Linked DNA regions of Homo sapiens: regions 1 and 3 are each linked to region 2. Evidence: chromatin contacts called from ENCODE Hi-C data. All regions are on one chromosome and are shown on one strand. The core of a region is the stretch at or near the end of the contact, and the rest is flanking DNA. Distances in the headings are between cores, read along the strand shown. Region 1 holds the start of RPS19 (ribosomal protein S19). Region 2 holds the start of TRAPPC6A (trafficking protein particle complex subunit 6A). Region 3 holds the start of ZNF574 (zinc finger protein 574).

The links. Hi-C counts contacts between places; a loop is a spot of excess contacts on that map. Pooled maps may share reads with other maps.
Region 1: a map of naive thymus-derived CD4-positive, alpha-beta T cell shows a loop between it and region 2 (28-fold over the local background). The contact joins the promoter of RPS19 here to the promoter of TRAPPC6A in region 2. A Hi-C loop is called at or near these places in 1 of 168 maps with a recorded cell type or tissue (naive thymus-derived CD4-positive, alpha-beta T cell), 1 of 37 single-sample maps with no recorded cell type and 5 of 50 pooled maps.
Region 3: a map of naive thymus-derived CD4-positive, alpha-beta T cell shows a loop between it and region 2 (16-fold over the local background). The contact joins the promoter of ZNF574 here to the promoter of TRAPPC6A in region 2. A Hi-C loop is called at or near these places in 1 of 168 maps with a recorded cell type or tissue (naive thymus-derived CD4-positive, alpha-beta T cell) and 9 of 50 pooled maps.

The regions. Positions count from the first base shown.
Region 1 is chr19:41,858,994-41,861,693 of GRCh38, reverse strand. It overlaps RPS19 (ribosomal protein S19), which reads right to left and starts at 1,439. Exons shown (of 6, transcript NM_001022.4): 1 at 1,405-1,439; 2 at 849-919; 3 at 482-582. The coding sequence starts at 919. RefSeq lists silencers at 1,118-1,237, 1,298-1,427 and an enhancer at 981-1,736.
Region 2 is chr19:45,176,971-45,179,670 of GRCh38, reverse strand. It overlaps TRAPPC6A (trafficking protein particle complex subunit 6A), which reads left to right and starts at 1,434. Exons shown (of 6, transcript NM_001270891.2): 1 at 1,434-1,536. The coding sequence starts at 1,453. BLOC1S3 (biogenesis of lysosomal organelles complex 1 subunit 3) reads right to left here and starts at 887. Exons shown (of 2, transcript NM_212550.5): 1 at 840-887; 2 at 1-383. The coding sequence starts at 374. RefSeq lists enhancers at 1-100, 641-960, 1,031-1,100, 1,113-2,056 and silencers at 1-290, 1,461-1,680.
Region 3 is chr19:42,074,897-42,077,596 of GRCh38, reverse strand. ZNF574 (zinc finger protein 574) reads right to left here and starts at 1,431. Exons shown (of 2, transcript NM_022752.6): 1 at 1,311-1,431. RefSeq lists silencers at 1,012-1,091, 1,102-1,361 and enhancers at 1,732-1,851, 2,072-2,121, 2,202-2,271.

The DNA of each region.
Region 1 (2,700 bases), core at 190-2,689, 3.3 Mb after region 2:
AACTACTGTGCAACAGACACGTTCTAAACACTCTGCTTTAAATTCATTCAATCCTTGCAATACTCTAGTACTGGTACAATAATTAGTCCCATTTTGGGGATGAGAGAGTGCACAGGCAGGTTAACCAACTTGCCAGAGGACACACAGCCAGATGTAAAAGATGGATCCAAACCCAGGGAGTCTGCCTCCGTGTATATAGAAAGGATTAAACCACCTGTAAGCAAAATATGAACATTCATCTGTCTCTGGTTTCCCCTGAGGCTCAAAGCCACAGGTCCTCCTCTCACAAAGCTCTTAGAATGTCATAAAAACTTGGAGTACCAAGTTATCGAATGTCACATCACACAAAGCAAGTGGTGACACAACCAAGGGTTTCTCTCCCTCTTGGGGCGGGAAAGAGCTCAGAGGAGACAGGGAAGTATGGTTTGTGCCAGGGGTCACCCAGCTCCCCACTCTCCAGCCAAAGACCTAAGTTCCTCACCAGCTCGCGTGTAGAACCAGTTCTCATCGTAGGGAGCAAGCTCTTTGTGCTTGGCCAGCTTGACGGTATCCACCCATTCGGGGACTTTCAGCTTCCCGGACCTAAGACCAAAACAGTGGGAAAAGCACGATTCAGTCATCTCCACAAACTACCCCATATCCCAAATGCCCTCCCCTCAACACAACTATGCTGTGCCCAGAGTACAAAGAGAGGCTGGAACCGGAACACAAGCCAGGCCTCACGCTGAAAGGAGCCACGGAGGCCCCAAACAAGCCTCGCCTGCCAGGGACCGGCAAACACTGGGGCTCAGATGGGCAGGCCAAGGCGACAGCCTCCACCCGTTTTGAACCTCAGTCCCCAAACTCACTTTTTGAGGAAGGCTGCCAGAGCTCTGACGAACTCCTGCTGGTTCACGTCTTTTACAGTAACTCCAGGCATCTGAGGGAGAAAGTCAAGCATGTGAACACAGGCCTGGCAGAGACGACTGCCAAGAGCACGGACCCCACCCCAATCCTTTCGCTCCAGCGCATCCTAAACCGTGGTACCCCCCGTTACTTCCCACGGCCCCTTCAACGCCGGGCTCCGGCTCCTGCGGGTCTGAAGGAGCTCACCGACGCCCACGGCCTCTCTGGATCGCACTAACAGAGCCCGGCCCCTGCGTGTGAGGATCCTGCGCGACCCCACTCCCCAGCCCCGGGACTCCGGACGCCCCACGCACCCCGCCGCTGCCCCCCGGGGCCCACGCTCGGTTCCCGGACGGCGCTGACCGGGCATGTCCGGGCCTGCCGCTCGCACGTGGCCGCGGCTCTAGGGGGCGGGACGGGCCCGCGCCGGGCGCCTCGGGGCCCTCAGGCACGCGCTCTGAGGCTTCGGCGTCCGGCCCTGCCGCCTCGCGCCCGGTCCAGCTCGGAGCCCCCGCTTACCGTGCGGCCTCCGCGCTGCCAGCCAGGGGAAAGGGAACGACGGGGTTTCCCGGGCGCACAAGTCGGGCGTAGGGTCTCGCGAGAGTTCCGAAAGCTCGCGAGAGCGAGGGTAGACGCTGAGGCTCCGCCTCTCTCAGGGCGAAAGTTCGTCCCCGCCTAGAGGGGAGGGTGTCTAGTGAGGGGTGGAGAGGTAAAGGGGAGGGCCAAGGGGTCGCGCGTGGAGGCCTGGGTTTCCTCCCGCGTTTCCTTCTCCCGGAGTGTAATAGAGAGAGGATAGAGAGCTCCTGTTCGGAGCTGGGGGAACTTGGCTTCGTTTGCGTCGTTCGTGGCTGGAAGGAACAGTGGTGGAGAATACTATGATGGCGAAAGTACGGGGCAGGATGGGTGGGCCACAGCTGGCGCCCCACGGCGGAACAACCCCTTTTCCGGGTGGAAGTGGCTGTTCCCTGGCCGGAAGTGGGAGTAGTAAGGGCGGAACTGTGACAGGGAACCTAGGGGAAGGGCGAGGAAGAAATGTGGCTATCATCTTCCGTCCTTCACCGCCAGGAGTCGCGAGAGCGGGAGACGGAAGCCCCACCCTTCTCAGGGCGGAAGTTGCTTCAGCACGGCCGGGGCGAGCGAAAAGGGAATGAGGCGCTGGAGGAGGGGAGAAGATAAGGGCGGGACAAAGCGGCAGAGGCGGGACCTTAGCAGAAGTTAGTTCAGCTCTGCCTTCTAGTGTCGGAGTCTGTTCGCTCAGCCCTTACTTTGCCAATTTAGATTTACCTGCCCCGCTGACCTGTGTAGCTTTAGGCAGTCCATTTGCCTTCTCAGGGCTTGTCTCACCATTAAAAAAAAAAAAAAAAAATGAGATCCCCGTTTGTCCATTTAAAGTGGCTCCTCTGGTTCATGGCGCGTCACATGCTCTAAAAAATATTTTTTGAGTGCCTGCTCTGTGCCAGGCACAGGTAAATATTATTTGGACATTTATCATGTGGCTGTTACTGTAGTGTTACATGCATGATCTCATTTAATCCTTACAAGGCCCAACAACTAAATAACGTGGTCCAATAAAATTATGTTAACTTGTTGCAAAAAGGAAACACTGAAATGTGTGTAGCTATTTTCTTATGTTGGAAAGACTGAGAATTTAAAACATAAGAGCAAATATTAGAATTTTACCCCACACTGATACTGTGGCTGCAAAATGTGTTAATTATTAATAAGCCAAGACTCGTATCTGTTAGAAAAATTAAAACCAACCATGCTTCTAGCATAAGATCATATATTTAAATCAAGGTTTTACATTCATGTAGA
Region 2 (2,700 bases), core at 185-2,684:
GCCACGTCGTGGTCCAGCCGCGCCTGGCTCTCCGCCAGCCGAAGTTGCAGGAGCGAGCGCGCGGGGGCGGGCGCCGGGGCCTCCTCCGTGCCCCAGGCCTCCTCCGCCGATTCCCGCTGCACCACGAGTGGAGGCAGGTCCCTCGGCGCGGCCGTCGGTTCCGGCTCCGGCTCCGGCTCCGAGTCGGTCTCCGCGGCTTCCCCAGCCACCCGCAGCCCCGTGGGGCGGCCGCGCGTCGGGCCCGAAGGACCCAGGTACAGCTCCTCCTCCTCCGACGAGGACGCAGAGCGCTCGGAATCCGTCTCGGTCGCCTCCCCCGGCACCACCGTCTCCGGCCTCCGCAGGGGCCTCCGCCGACGACCCTGGGACGCCATGGCACCGAACTAGGGGAGAAGAGCGAAGGGACTGCACGTGAGACCGGCGCCGCGGTGGGTAAAAGGCGCAGGTCCTGGATTCCCAGCCCCTTCGCTGATTCTCTTAACGACTTGGTGTCAGCTGCTCCCCGTCTGGGCCTCAGTTTCCTCTTCTGTAAACTGGGTGATGATGGGGGTTACTGGACCCCAGGCTCTTCAGCGTACAGATGGGGAAACTGAAGACCAGCTCGAACAAGGATCTGGGGCCCGAGTTCCCGGAGTCCCAAGCCGAGGTCTTTACGAATTTGCCTCCTAGTAGAGGCCACACCCTCCACCTGGTCCACCATGCCAATCTCAGACCCGGAAGCACACGGGCCCGTGAGCTGCTCGGGACCAGCGCCAGAGTCGCAGAAAGGATGACAGTCCGACTGGACTCTGCTGGGGGCACTCATGGGATGGGAGAAGCGCTAACGCCAAAGACCGTACCCGGCAGCTGACGCTCGGAGCTTGCGAGATCCGCTTCCTAACCCGAGTGCTGCGTTCTCACCGTGGCAGCTGAAGGGCTGTGATTTCAACCAATAGGGGAGCGGGTTGGGCGGGCATTAGCGGCCAAGTCACGTGGATTCGCCCGGCTACCAATCAGGAAGCAAGTTCTCAGCATCAGCTTTGAGTGAGCGTGCAGAAGAGTCACATGAATGGAGGAACCGCCAATAGAGAAACAGCTGGGCCGGCTCTTCCAGGTTGTGCGACGAGGAAAGTCTGGAGTGGACCAATAGGGATTTTAAAAGCCGAGTATGTCACGTGTAACCAGTAATTTGGCCAATAGGAATGCTCGAGAACCCGGAAATAGGGAAGGGACGGCAGTAAGAGCAGAAGATGTTGCCACATGTGGCCAGAGAAGGCGTAGGCCCGCCCCCTAGTGTCCCAGGCTCACGCGCACACCACCTGAGTCCGGGGCGGGGAGGCGGGGCTAGTCTAAAACACCAATGGAAGCCGGAGTAGGAGGGCTCGCGCCATGACGCAAGAGGCGTGGCTTACCAAGCCTGGCCAATGAGAGCTGGAAGCGCTGGGCGCATCTTTAGGCGTGCGAGGAGGGGGCATGGCGGATACTGTGTTGTTTGAGTTTCTTCACACGGAGATGGTGGCTGAGCTGTGGGCTCACGACCCCGACCCCGGCCCGGGGGTGAGCGCCGGGCTCCGTGGGGAGGAAGCGGGGGCCACCAAGGTAACGCCTCTGGGAGAGCGGAGGGCGCGTCAGGCGTCCGGGTTCGAACCCGGCCCAGCCCCGGCCTTGCAGGGCAACGTCTGGCCCTGGCTTCCTCCTTTGGAAAGTGGCGTTCGCGACGGTGCCGGCTCGGGGTTATTGCTAAATTGAGCGCGATGATTCAGGGTAAAGCACTTAGCTCAAGGCCTGAGTAAGCGGCTAGTAATCATAATAATGCTGTTATTGGGCGTGTGCTGAGGACTCGCCTCCCCCACTTACTAGGTGTGCGACCCAATGACTTAATCTTTGTGTGTCCTAGTTTTCTCTTTTGTAAAATGAGTATCATAACGTACCTAAGCCTCAGCGTGGGACATTTATTTATTCGACACCCACTTATTGAGCGTCTGTTGTATTCCAGGCACCGTTCTAAGACAGAATCCCTTCCTTGTGAAGCTTACATTTCACTAGGGGAGTCAAATAATAAAATGAAATATGCCGGCTGGGCGCTGTAGCTCCCAGCACTTTGGGAGGCCGAGGCCGTCGGATCACCTGAGGTCAGGAGTTCAAGACCAGCCTGGCCATGGTGAAACCCCGTGTCTACAAAAATTAGCCGAGCATGATGGCGGGTACCTGTAATCCCAGCTACTCGGGAGGCTGAGACAGGAGAATGGCTTGAACCTGGGAGGCGGAGGTTGCAGTGAGCCAAGATTGTGCCATTGCACTCCAGCCTAGGCGACAGAGCGAGACTTGTCTCAGGAAAAAAAAAAAAGAGATAATGGGGTTTTGCCATGTTGCCTAGGCTGGTCTTGAACCCCTAGGCTCAAGTGATTCTCCCGCCTGGGCCTCCCAAAGTGCTAGGATTACAGGCGTGAACTACCGTGACTGGCCCGGGACTGTGTGTGTGTGTGTGTGTGTGTGTGTGCGCGCACGCGCATCCTGCTCGGTCGCCCAGGCTGGCTGGAGTGCAGTGATGCAGTCATGGCTCACTGCTGCCTCGACCTCCTGGGCTCAAGCGATCATCCCACTTCTCAGCCTCCCAAGTAGCTGGGACCACAAGCGCTGCTGGCGCCACCACACCTGGCTAATTTTTTGTATTATTATTATTTTTTTTAGTAGAGACGGGTTTTCACTGTTAGCCAGGAT
Region 3 (2,700 bases), core at 182-2,681, 3.1 Mb after region 2:
ATTTAAACCCTTCCTGTTCATACACAGCCACTCATTCAGGGATGCCCATACCCTCATTTTATATCAACCTATGCCTCTCTTGCAAACAGAGCCCCCCCTCAAATCCATCTCAGGAATATCCAGATCCTCCTCCACATTATTAACCTAATCTTTTTTAATTTGCTAGAAGACCCAACCCACCCTAACCCATTCTAGGGATGCTCAGACCCTCCTCTTCGTAGCAACATAACTCCTCTTCTTTGTGTAAAGATCCACACACCCATCTTTCACAATGGCTTAAGCTCCTTTTACACACACCCCTCGTGCTGCCCAAACCCCCTTTAGGGATACCCGGACCTCCTATTCTCATACAGAACCTCCATCACCACCTTAATCCAGCACAGACCCCTCTTCCTCACACTCAAGCCCCTCTCACCAGCCTCCTATTCTGGGGGTACTCAGACCCCCCAGCGTCTTAGCAACCTCTCAGTCTCATTCCAGGAATTCCCAGGCACCCCTCACTTTAGCACACAGATCTCTCCCACCCTACTTCCTCCCCTTCCAATAACCAAATCCCATCTTCACCTTGGCCTAATTACCTGTACTTAAAAAAGACTACCTTCCCCAGCTCATTCTAGGGACACCCAGACACCCTTTTAAAATACACTTAATCCTTCTTTGTACAAAGACTCCTTTCCACGCATTCCAAGGGTACCCAACCTCCTGACACATTGGTTTAAGGCCTCTTCACATTAATTTAACCCCATCCATTACAACTGGACCCCTCCTTAGCTCTAAACCGTTCCCTTGGGGATATCGATTTCCTAATGTCTTCACACCAAAACCCCTCTCACCGCCCCAATTCTTTCCAGGAAGAACTAGATATTTTTCCCCTGCATTAACTTAATTATCTTTCTCACGCCCTAAGCCCCTAACTGGGCACCCACGTGCCGTCTAACCGGCCCAGCCCCTTCGTCCTGGACTTGCCACACCACCAAGTCCTTTACCCCAAACCCTGGGGAGCCGCGGAGCCCTCTTGGGACAGCTCTGAGGCCTCCCCTTCCCGCCCAGGTGCCCCACCAAAGCCTCAGCCCGAGCCCCGCCCCTCCTCACTCAGCCCCGCACGCGACTCCAGGCCCCTTCCCCACCCGCCGCTCCAGCCCGGCCCCCGCCCGGCTGCCCGCGCGCCGGGTCGGCCGTTGGTGCCGCTCCGCCCTAACTGCCCGGCGCGCACCCCCTCAGGCCCTCAGTGCGCAGGCGACCTGGCAAGAGGAGGCCGCGGCGGCAGGGAGCGCAGCCCGGCCGGCCTCTGCGCGCCCGCTCGCGCTCACCTGCTTCCGCCGTCTCGCACGCCCCGGGCCCGGGCCACGGCTCCCCTTGCACGGCCACCCTAACGCTGCGCCCGCTCTAGCTCTCGCCGTCGCCTCTCGCCTGCTCCGTAGCCTCGCTCTCGCCCCCAGCTACCCTCAGCAACGCCCCTCCCACCTTCCTCCTCGGCCGCCGCACGGACGGCCGGACGCAACCAATCATTGCCCGCTCGGGCCCTGCCGTTCGGCCAATCGACGTTCATGTCTCTGAGGCTTGGGCCAATAGTGAGGAGCGTCGAGATTCCCCGCAGCGCCCAACCAATCCTTTAGCGTCGTTCCCTCACCGGTCAGCCCTCGGGTGGATAGTGCCCGCCCCTTTAATCCTCCTTAGAGGATGCTCCTCCTCCTCCTCGACTCCGCCTCCGACGGCTCCAGAGGGGAACTCTGAGCGGAGGGCGGCGCGATGACGTTAGGCGGCGGAGCGCGGCCGCGGGCGCCATTTTGGGGACGCCGTGAGGGAGTCAGCGTTGGGGACAGGGAGAGGGAGGAAAAGAGCCTGGGAAATTGAGGCACGCGGCACCTTGAGGGCTGGAGCGGGGGAATGGAGGCACGGGAACCTTTGTGGTTTCCCCGAGGGTCAGAGGGAGAAAGTGAAACCACTTAGCGCGATGGGGAGAGGGCAAACTGCATGCAGCACCAGTCACATGGAGAGAGAAAAGGGAAACCAAGGTTCCAGACTCACTTTATTAAAAGGAGGGGAATGAAGGCAACAGGAAGAAACAGAGAAAAGACCGAGGGGACTTTTGGGAGGTGGAGAGAGGAGAAATGTCATAGGGGAAGCAAGGAGAGCGAGGATATGGAGAAAAAGAAGCAGGGACAATTTCATTGGAAGAAATAGGGAGTGTGGTGGGTAGAGGACCTGAAGGACAATCGGGGTGAGAGCCTGAAGGAAGTGAGCCGGTAACGGGCGGACTCCACTCCACCTCCTTCCGGGGTGACTCTGACCCTTACACCTCGAGATTGGGGCCCCATGTGTCCAAGGGGCTCTGGCCATTCCTACTCACCTCGTTCCTGCGCCCCTCAGGGCCTTGGGAGGGAGTTGCCCCAGTACTGTTAGAAACGTTTCCAGGCTGGGCGTGGTGGCTCACGCCTGCAATCCCAACATTTTGGGACGCTGAGGCGGGTTCACTTGAAGTCAGGCATTCGAGACCCACCTGGCCAACCTGGTGAAACTACCATCTTTACTAAAAATACAAAACATTAGCTGGGCGTGGTGGCTCGTGCCTGTAACCCCAGCAACTCGGGAGGCTGAGGCTCGAGATTTGATTGCACCCAGGAGGCCGAGGTTGCAGTGAGCCGAGATCACGCCACTGCACTCCCGCCTGGGCGACAGAGCGAGACTCCATCTGAAAGA